2 separate regions of the Homo sapiens genome follow, and region 1 is linked to region 2. Evidence: chromatin contacts called from ENCODE Hi-C or POLR2A ChIA-PET data. All regions are on one chromosome and are shown on one strand. The core of a region is the stretch at or near the end of the contact, and the rest is flanking DNA. Distances in the headings are between cores, read along the strand shown.

Evidence for each region. A loop is a pair of places that touch in the nucleus more often than their neighbours do. ChIA-PET counts read pairs that join two places held with the same protein, here RNA polymerase II (POLR2A). Pooled maps may share reads with other maps.
Region 1: a pooled map shows a loop between it and region 2 (2.5-fold over the local background). The contact joins two enhancer-like sites. A Hi-C loop is called at or near these places in 1 of 37 single-sample maps with no recorded cell type and 6 of 50 pooled maps. POLR2A ChIA-PET finds 5 or more read pairs at or near these places in 2 of 52 experiments (H1 and activated naive CD4-positive, alpha-beta T cell).

The regions. Positions count from the first base shown.
Region 1 is chr2:230,345,781-230,349,518 of GRCh38, forward strand. All of the region lies in intron 2 of SP140L (SP140 nuclear body protein like), which reads left to right. Among named protein-coding and RNA genes, the nearest start is that of SP140L, 20 kb to the left of the region's middle. RefSeq lists an enhancer at 2,165-2,504. Within about 2 kb of position 2,356, at least 7 of the 41 ENCODE cell types and tissues checked have a DNase peak (open chromatin) inside an H3K27ac peak, as active enhancers do.
Region 2 is chr2:230,600,091-230,604,233 of GRCh38, forward strand. No RefSeq gene overlaps it. Among named protein-coding and RNA genes, the nearest start is that of LINC01907, 98 kb to the right of the region's middle. RefSeq lists an enhancer at 2,350-2,479 and a silencer at 2,620-2,699. Within about 2 kb of position 2,586, at least 7 of the 41 ENCODE cell types and tissues checked have a DNase peak (open chromatin) inside an H3K27ac peak, as active enhancers do.

The sequences.
Region 1 (3,738 bases), core at 1,106-3,605, 250 kb before region 2:
ATATTTTAATTGACTAATGTTACAATTTACATATTTTTATATTGGATATCTAAAACCAAATTACTATAGTTATACTTATTTAAATGTTTGATTTTTAATTTTTATGCTAGAATTGAAAGTGATTTATGCACAATCATTACAATATAAGAGATTTCTGACTTTGACTAAATTTTACCTTTACTGGTGAGTTTTGTATATTTATATATTGTTATGTTGTTAACTAATACCATCTCATTGCAGCTTGAAGAACTAGAACTCACTTTAGCAGTTCTTGTAAGACAAGTCTACTGATGATGAACTCCTTCAACTTTTGTTTTTTTGGAAAAACCTTTATCACGCCTTCATTTAAGATAGATAGATTTACCAAGTGTAACACTCTTGGTTGGCAGTTTTTTTTCTTTCAATATTTTGAATGTGTCACCCTAATCTCTCCTGGGCTGAGAAGAGGAGGTTTCCACTGAAAACTTTACTGTTAGTCTTATGAGGGCTCCATTTTTTGTGATAAGTTATGCTTTCCTTGCTGCTTTCAAAATTATCTTTTTGTCTTTTGATAATTTAATTATAATACTTATTGGTGTAGAATTGTATTGTTGAACCTGTTTGGGGAACTTTGGGCCTCAAGAACATAAATGTCCATTTCTCTCCCCAAATTTGGGAAGTTTTTAGTCATTACTTCTTTAAATTGACTTTCTGCTCATTTTTCTTTCTCTCTTCTTCTGTAATTTCCATAATTTGTATGTTGTTTCACTTGATGGTGTCCCATAAACACAATAGGCTTTTTTTCACTCATTTTCATTCTTTGTTCTTTTTGCTCCTCTAAGTAGATAATTTCAAATGACTTCTCTTTCAGTTCACTGATTCTTTCTTCTGCTTAAGTAAGCTGTTGGAATTTTCTGTTAAATTGTTCAGTTCAGTCATTGTATTTTTTAGATCTAGGATTTCTGGGGGTTTGTTTAATGGTTCCTATTTTTTATTGGCATTATATTTTGTTTATATATTGTTTTCTGATTTTGTTGAGTTGTCCATCTGTGTTCTCTTGTAGTTCACCGAACTTTTTAAAGAGAATTATTCTGAATGTCAGTTAGCTCATAGACCTTCATTTCTTTAGAGTCAGTTGTTAGAGCTTATTAATTTCTTTTAGGGGTTTTATTTTTTGCTGATTTTTTATGATCCTTGTATCCTCACATTAGTGTCTGTACATTTGAGGAAGAAGTAACCTCTTCCAACCTTTATAGGTTTGCTTTGGCATGGAAAGCCCTTTAGTAGTCAGTGTTTCCTGGAGATCTGGACAGGTCAGCTGGTAGCATCCATGAATAGTCACAGTTTGCTTTTGAGATCTCTAGTTGTGCAGGATTATTGCCTGTGCTCTGGTGTTTGCTGGGGCCACTGGCTCGCCTGTATGGTTTGTTGAGTGTTTTGGTTGGACTCTTTGGTTGGGCAGGGCTACTGGCTGGCTTCTGAGATGGAACAAGACCTCAAGCTACTGTTCAGTGGGACCACAGGTTAGGCTCTGTGATTAATCAGGGTTGCAGGCTGTGTTTTGCAGTTGGGTTGAGTCACTGTCTGGGTTCTCTTCCAGAGTAGAACCACTGGCTGTGCTTCAGTGTCAATCAGTATTGTTATCAGGTACCTGGGTTTGGTGGGGCCACAGGCTATGCCCCAGCTTGCTGCAAGCTGGGCTCCTCTGTCAGATGGGATCATTCTCTGGAATCCCTGGTTAGGCAGAACTGCAGGCTGTGCCCCTCAGTTGGGAGGTGTCCTTGGCTTTGTTTACTGTCCATGCAGGTCGCTGGCTGGCCACTGAGGCTGGGCAGGGTTACTATTTGGGCTTCCTGGTTAGCAAGGCTAGAGGCCATACTCTGTAGTTAGGCAGAGTGGCTGGCTCGATTACCTGCGTGGTCAAGGACGTATGTTAGGCTTTGAGGCTGGGCAGAATCTCTTTGGGGGTTCCCTGGTCCAACAAGACAGAAAGCTAAACCCTGTAGCTGGCCTGGATTGCTGACTAGGCACCCAAGCCAGTTAGAATTGCTGACTATGCTCCCTGGCCAAATAGGGTCACCAGCTTGCCTCTGCAGTTGGGCAGAGCTGCTGGCTGAGCTCTCTGCTAGGGTGCTGATGGCAGGAACACAGTACCAGCATGGTGATCCATGCACTGGCCACTGTGAACCCTGCCCTCACTTCTTCATTTCTGGTCAAACACAGGTGGTCTAGCCCCACTGATTTCCTCTTTGTTTCCCATGAGACAAGACAGAAGTGGGCCTCCTAAGATGTAGCACAGAATGCTACAGAAGCTGGATGTCCTCCTCAGGCTCTCTTTTCCCCACTGGAGAAACTTTGGGCTCAGGAAAACCCTCTTGATATGGCACTTTGCCAGCCTTGGGGAGGAGCAACACAGTCAAAGTGAAACTGTATGACTCAAGAATTTAACTGCTAAACATCTACCTAGAAATGAAAACGTATATCCACACAAAGACTTGCATGCGAATATAGTAACATTATAGTAACAGTAACGTGATAGTTAACTTTCACAAAATCTATCGTACACTGTTTCCAGAAGACCATTTCATAGCAATGTGTAAGGGTTCCAGTTTTTCCACATCTTTGCTAAAACTTGTTATTGTATGTGTTTATAGCCATTCCAATGAATGCATATTAGTATTTTGTTGTGGTTTGAATTTGCTTTTCTCTAATGACTAATGATACTGAGCATCTCTTCTTGTCTTTATTATCTTCCATGTGTCTTTCGGAGAAATATCTGTTCAAATCATTTGCCCATTTTTAAATTGGGTTATCTTCTTATAGAGCTGTCAGAATTCTTTACATACCTGAATATAAGTAGTTTATTGAAAATATAATTGGCTAATATTTTCTCCCAGACTGTGCCTAGTCTTTTCTTTTTCTTAACAGTATACTTGAAACACAAAAGATTTCAGTTTTGTTAAATTTCAGCTTATCACTTTATTATTTTAAGGATCATGCTTTTGATGTTGTAGCTAACTCTTCATTTAACCTAAAGTCACAAAGATTTTTGTCTTTATTTTCTTACAAAAGTCCTGCCATTTTTGCTCTTTTAGAAGATTACTACATAATTTGGGGAACCCAGTGAAAAATAAAAATGGGGGATCCTTGCTCACAAGTTATTAAGGATTTCAGAACAGTGAAAGCAGAACACTAAACTAAGCACAGAGTCATTTGTGACTGCACAGGATGCATGCTCATGAAGCCAGCCCTGCTCTTACATTTAGATCCATGATCCATTTTTAGTTGATTCATGTATATGATGTGAGGTAAGAGTCTACATTTGTATTTTTGTGTGTATCTATGCAATTCTACTTGTAGTATTTGTTGAAAAGACTATCTTTTCCTCATTTAATTGCCTTGGCACTTTTGTTGAAAATCAATTGCTGAAACCACAAGGATTTTTTCTGCACTCTCATCTCTGTTTCACTGAATTATACCAGTACAATAACTGTCTTGATATGGGTAGCTTTATAATAAGTGTTGAAATAAGAAAGTATAAATCTTCCAACTTTTTTCTTCTTTTTATAGATTGTTTTGGCTATTCTGGGTTCTTGCAATTCCATATAAATTTTAGGATTAGCTTCTCAATTTCTTCAGAAAAGCCATTTGGAATTTTGATAGGAATCACATTGAGTTTATAGGTCAATTTGGAGAGAATTGCCAGGTTAAATATATTGAGTCTTCCAATCCATGAACATGGGTATCTCTATTTATTTA
Region 2 (4,143 bases), core at 1,336-3,835:
CCAAGGAAATAATCAACAAAATGAAAAAGCAACCTACAGAATGGAGAAAATATTTGCAAGCCATATATCTGATAAGTGTTTTTTCTTTAGTTTTAATATCTTTTTTAAATATACTTAATTTAATTTTTGTGAGTACAGAGTAGGGGTATTTATGGTGTATGATAAGGATTAAATATCTAAAATATATAAAGAATTCATGCAACTCAATAGCAAAAAAAAAAAAAAAACACATAACCCAATTGAAAAATGGGCAAAGGACCTGAATAGACATTTTTCCAAAAAAGATATACAAATGGTTAAGGGGTTTATGAAAAGGTGCTCAACATTACTAAACATCGGGGAAATGCTAGTCAAAACCACAATGAGATATCATCTCACACCTGTTAGATGGCTATCACCAAAAGGTCAAAAGATAACAAGTGTTGGCAAGGATGTAAAGAAAAGAAAACACTTAAATGTTGTTGGTGGGAATGTAAATTCCTGCAGCCATTCTGAAAAACAGCGTGAAGGTTCTTCAAAAAATAAAAAATACGGGCGGGGCACGGTGGCTCAGGTCTGTAATCTCAGCACTTTGGGAGGCCAAGGCAGGAGTTTCAGACCAGCCTGACCAACACGGTGAAATGCCCATCTGTACTGAAAATATAAAAATTAGCCAGGCGTGGTGGCATGCACCTGTAGTCCCACCTACTCGGGAGGCTGAGGTAGGAGAACCATTTGAACTCGGAAGGCAGAGGTTGCAGAGAGCCGAGATCGCACCACTGCACTCCAGCCTGGGTGACAGAGCAAGACTCAGTCTCAAAAAAAAAAAAAAAAAAAAAAACTACCATAGGATCCATCAATTCCCACTACCGGGTATATATCCAAAGTAAATTAAGGACAGGCACAGTGGCTTAACCCTATAAATCCCAACACTTCTAGTTATACGGTATAGCCGTAAAAAGTGAAAGCATTACCTTGGATATTTGCATACCCATGTTTACAAGAGCATTCAGTGGCCATGCACAATGGCATGGTATTCAGCCATGAAAAGGGAATAAAATATTGATATGTGCTGCAGTGTAGATGGACCTTGAAAACACTGGGCTAAGTGAAAGTAGCCAGACATGGAAGGACAAATGTGTGATTCCACTGATCTGAGGTACCTAGAATAAGCAAATTCATAGAAACAGAGAATAGAATCGAGGTCACCAGGGGATGGGAGGAGGGGGAAGGAATGTGGTGTTATTTGTATAACGGGTAGAGAGTTTACATTGGGAATGACAAAAAAGTTTTGGAAATAGTGGTGACGTTTACACGAATGTATTGTGAATGTATTTAATACCACTGAATTGCACACTTACAAATGACTAAATGAGAAATTGATAATGCTAAATAGTCATATATATTAACAATGAAATGATAACTATTATGTATACTTTGCTACAATAAATAATAATAATAATGATAATGGGAGAGGACTCATGTTATTTGAATGTGGAGCTTCGTGTTAATTAGTCCAACTAAGCTATCACATGCTGCTCTCTGGAGCGTGGGGACAGACAATAGCGCTGAGCATAACTGGGGACAGAAAAATAAATTGGCGGGGGCAGGGAGGCTCAGCTTAGTTGAGAGTGGGATTTTGTAGAGAATGAATGTCATGACCAATATCAGAAGTTTCTCAGAGCCACAGTTGAGCTGCTTTTTCTGCTGGTTTCAGGTGACGGCAAAACAGTGGCACAGGTGTGGGCCTGAAGCCCGCATAATGGAGCTTTCCCCTCCTCCCTGGATTCAGCCACACCCAGGACGAATGAGGTTTGGCTGCAAAACTTAATAGTTTGGGGGGTTTGGGGGTTTTTGTTTTTTGTTTTTTGAGACCGAGTCTCACTCTGTGTCCCAGGCTGGAGTGCAGTGACATGATCTTGGCTCACTGCAACCTCCACCTCCCGGGTTCAAGCGATTCTCCTGCCTCCGCCTTCCCAGTAGCTGGGATTACAGGCCCCGCCACCATGTCCGGCTAATTTTTGTATTTTAGGAGAGATGGAGGTTTCACCATGTTGGCCAGGCTGGTCTCAAACTCCTGACCTCAAGTGATCCACCTGACTCGGCCTCCCAAAGTGCTGGGATTACAGGCGTGAGCCACCGCACCCGTCCAATTTAATGGTTTAAGAGAATATGAGGCCAGGCACAGTGGCTCACACCTGTAACCCCAGCACTTTGGGAGGCCAAGGCTAGTGGATCACTTGAGGTCAGGAGTTCAAGACCAGCCTGACCAACATGGTGAAACCCCATCTCTACTAAAAATACAAAAACTAGCCAGGCGTGGTGGTGCACACCTGTTATCCCAGCTACTTGGGCAACTGAAGCAGGAAAATCACTTGAACCCGGGAGGCGGAGGTTGCAGTGAGCCAAGATCATGCCACTGCACTCCAGCCTGGGTGACAAGAGCAAAACTCCGTCTCAAAAAAAAAAGAGAAAACAAAACAAAAGTGAGGAAATCAAGGGGAGGGAAATCACTGCCCCAGCTCAGGGTTCTTGCCCCGAGGAAGGAGCTGCACTGCCAGAGTCCCTTTCAGGCACCCTCCAGGAGGCCACCAACCCCCAGCTGCAGTGCCTGCATGACAAAAGTTCAAGTTCAAGGGCCTGGCTTCCCCTCTGTTCCCCGCCCCCACACCCCCACCCACCCCCAGCAACACAGACAGGAAGCAGGGCTCACTTCCTGCACCAGTGCACTTACAGGAAGTCAGCTGCTATCACAAGTGCAGCCACCTGAGAGCCCAGGCCCTTTCCCAGAACCCCACCCATACCTGGTGGGGCTGATGTCCAGCTAGGGTGCTACACTAAAGCCCTACACAGTACTGAAGCATTAACACGCTTTTAACCCAGTTAGGGAAAAGCCACTGCCCTGAGCCCGTTGAAAGAGCTCAGGAAATGCCACCCCAAAATATGCTGCTTTGGTGTGCCGATCACTTTGAGCTGAAGACACTTGAGAAAGACCAAAGGCAGAGAGACGTTTTCCCTGAACTCCCCCTGTCTGCCTAAAGACAGATCCCCAATCCCCTCCCAGGGAGTTTCGGGGAAATGAAAATCAAAACCACAGTGAGATACCATCTCACACCTGTTAGATGGCTAGCATCAAAAGGTGAAAAGGTAACAGGTCTTGGCAAGGATGTAGAGAAAACACATATATGTTGTTGGTAGGAATGTAAATTGGTGCTGCCATTCCGTAAAACAGTGTGAAGTTTCCTCAAAAAATTAAAAATAGGGATTAGGTGGGGGTGGCTGGCAAAATGGCCAAATAGGAACAGTTCCAGTCTGCAGCTCCCAGCAAGATCAACATGGAAGGCAGGTAATTTCTGCATTTCCAACTGAGGTACCTGGCTCATCTCATTGGGACTGGTTAGACAGTGGGTGCAGCCCACAGAGGGTGAGCCAAAGCAGGGTGGGGTGTCACTTCAACACCCAAGAGGTCAGGAAACTCCCTCCCCTAGCCAAGGGAAGACATGAGGGACTGTGCCATGAGAAACAGTGCACTCCAGCCCAGATACTACACTTTTCCCATGGTCTTTGCAACCTGCAGACCAGGAGATTCCCTCAGGTGCCTACACCACAAGGGCCCTGGGTTTCAAGCACAAAACTGAGCAGCCATTTGGGCAGACACCGAGCTAGCTGCAGGAGTTTGTCTTTCCATAACCCAGTGGCGCCTGGAATGCCAGTGAGACAGAACCATTCACTCCTCTGGAAAGGGGGCTGAAGCCAGGGAGCCAAGTGGTCTAGCTCAGCAGATCCCACCCCCATGGAGGCCAGCAAGCTAAGATTGACTGGCTTGAAATTCTTGCTGGCAGCACAGCCATCTGAAGTTGACCTGGGACACTTGAGCTTGGTGGGAGGAGGGGCGTCCACCATTACTAAGGCTTGAGTAGGTGGGTTTTCCCTCACAGTGTAAACAAAGCCACTGGGAAGTTCGGAATAGGTGGAGCCCACCACAGCTCAGCAAAGCTGTTGTAGCCAGACTGCCTCTCTAGATTGCTCCTCTCTGGGCAGGGCATCTCTGAAAGAAAGGCAGCAGCCCCAGTCAGAGGCTTATAGATAAAACTCTGACCTCCCTGGGATAGAGCACCTGGGGGAAGGGACGGCTGTGGGCGCAGCTTCAGCAGACTTAAACAT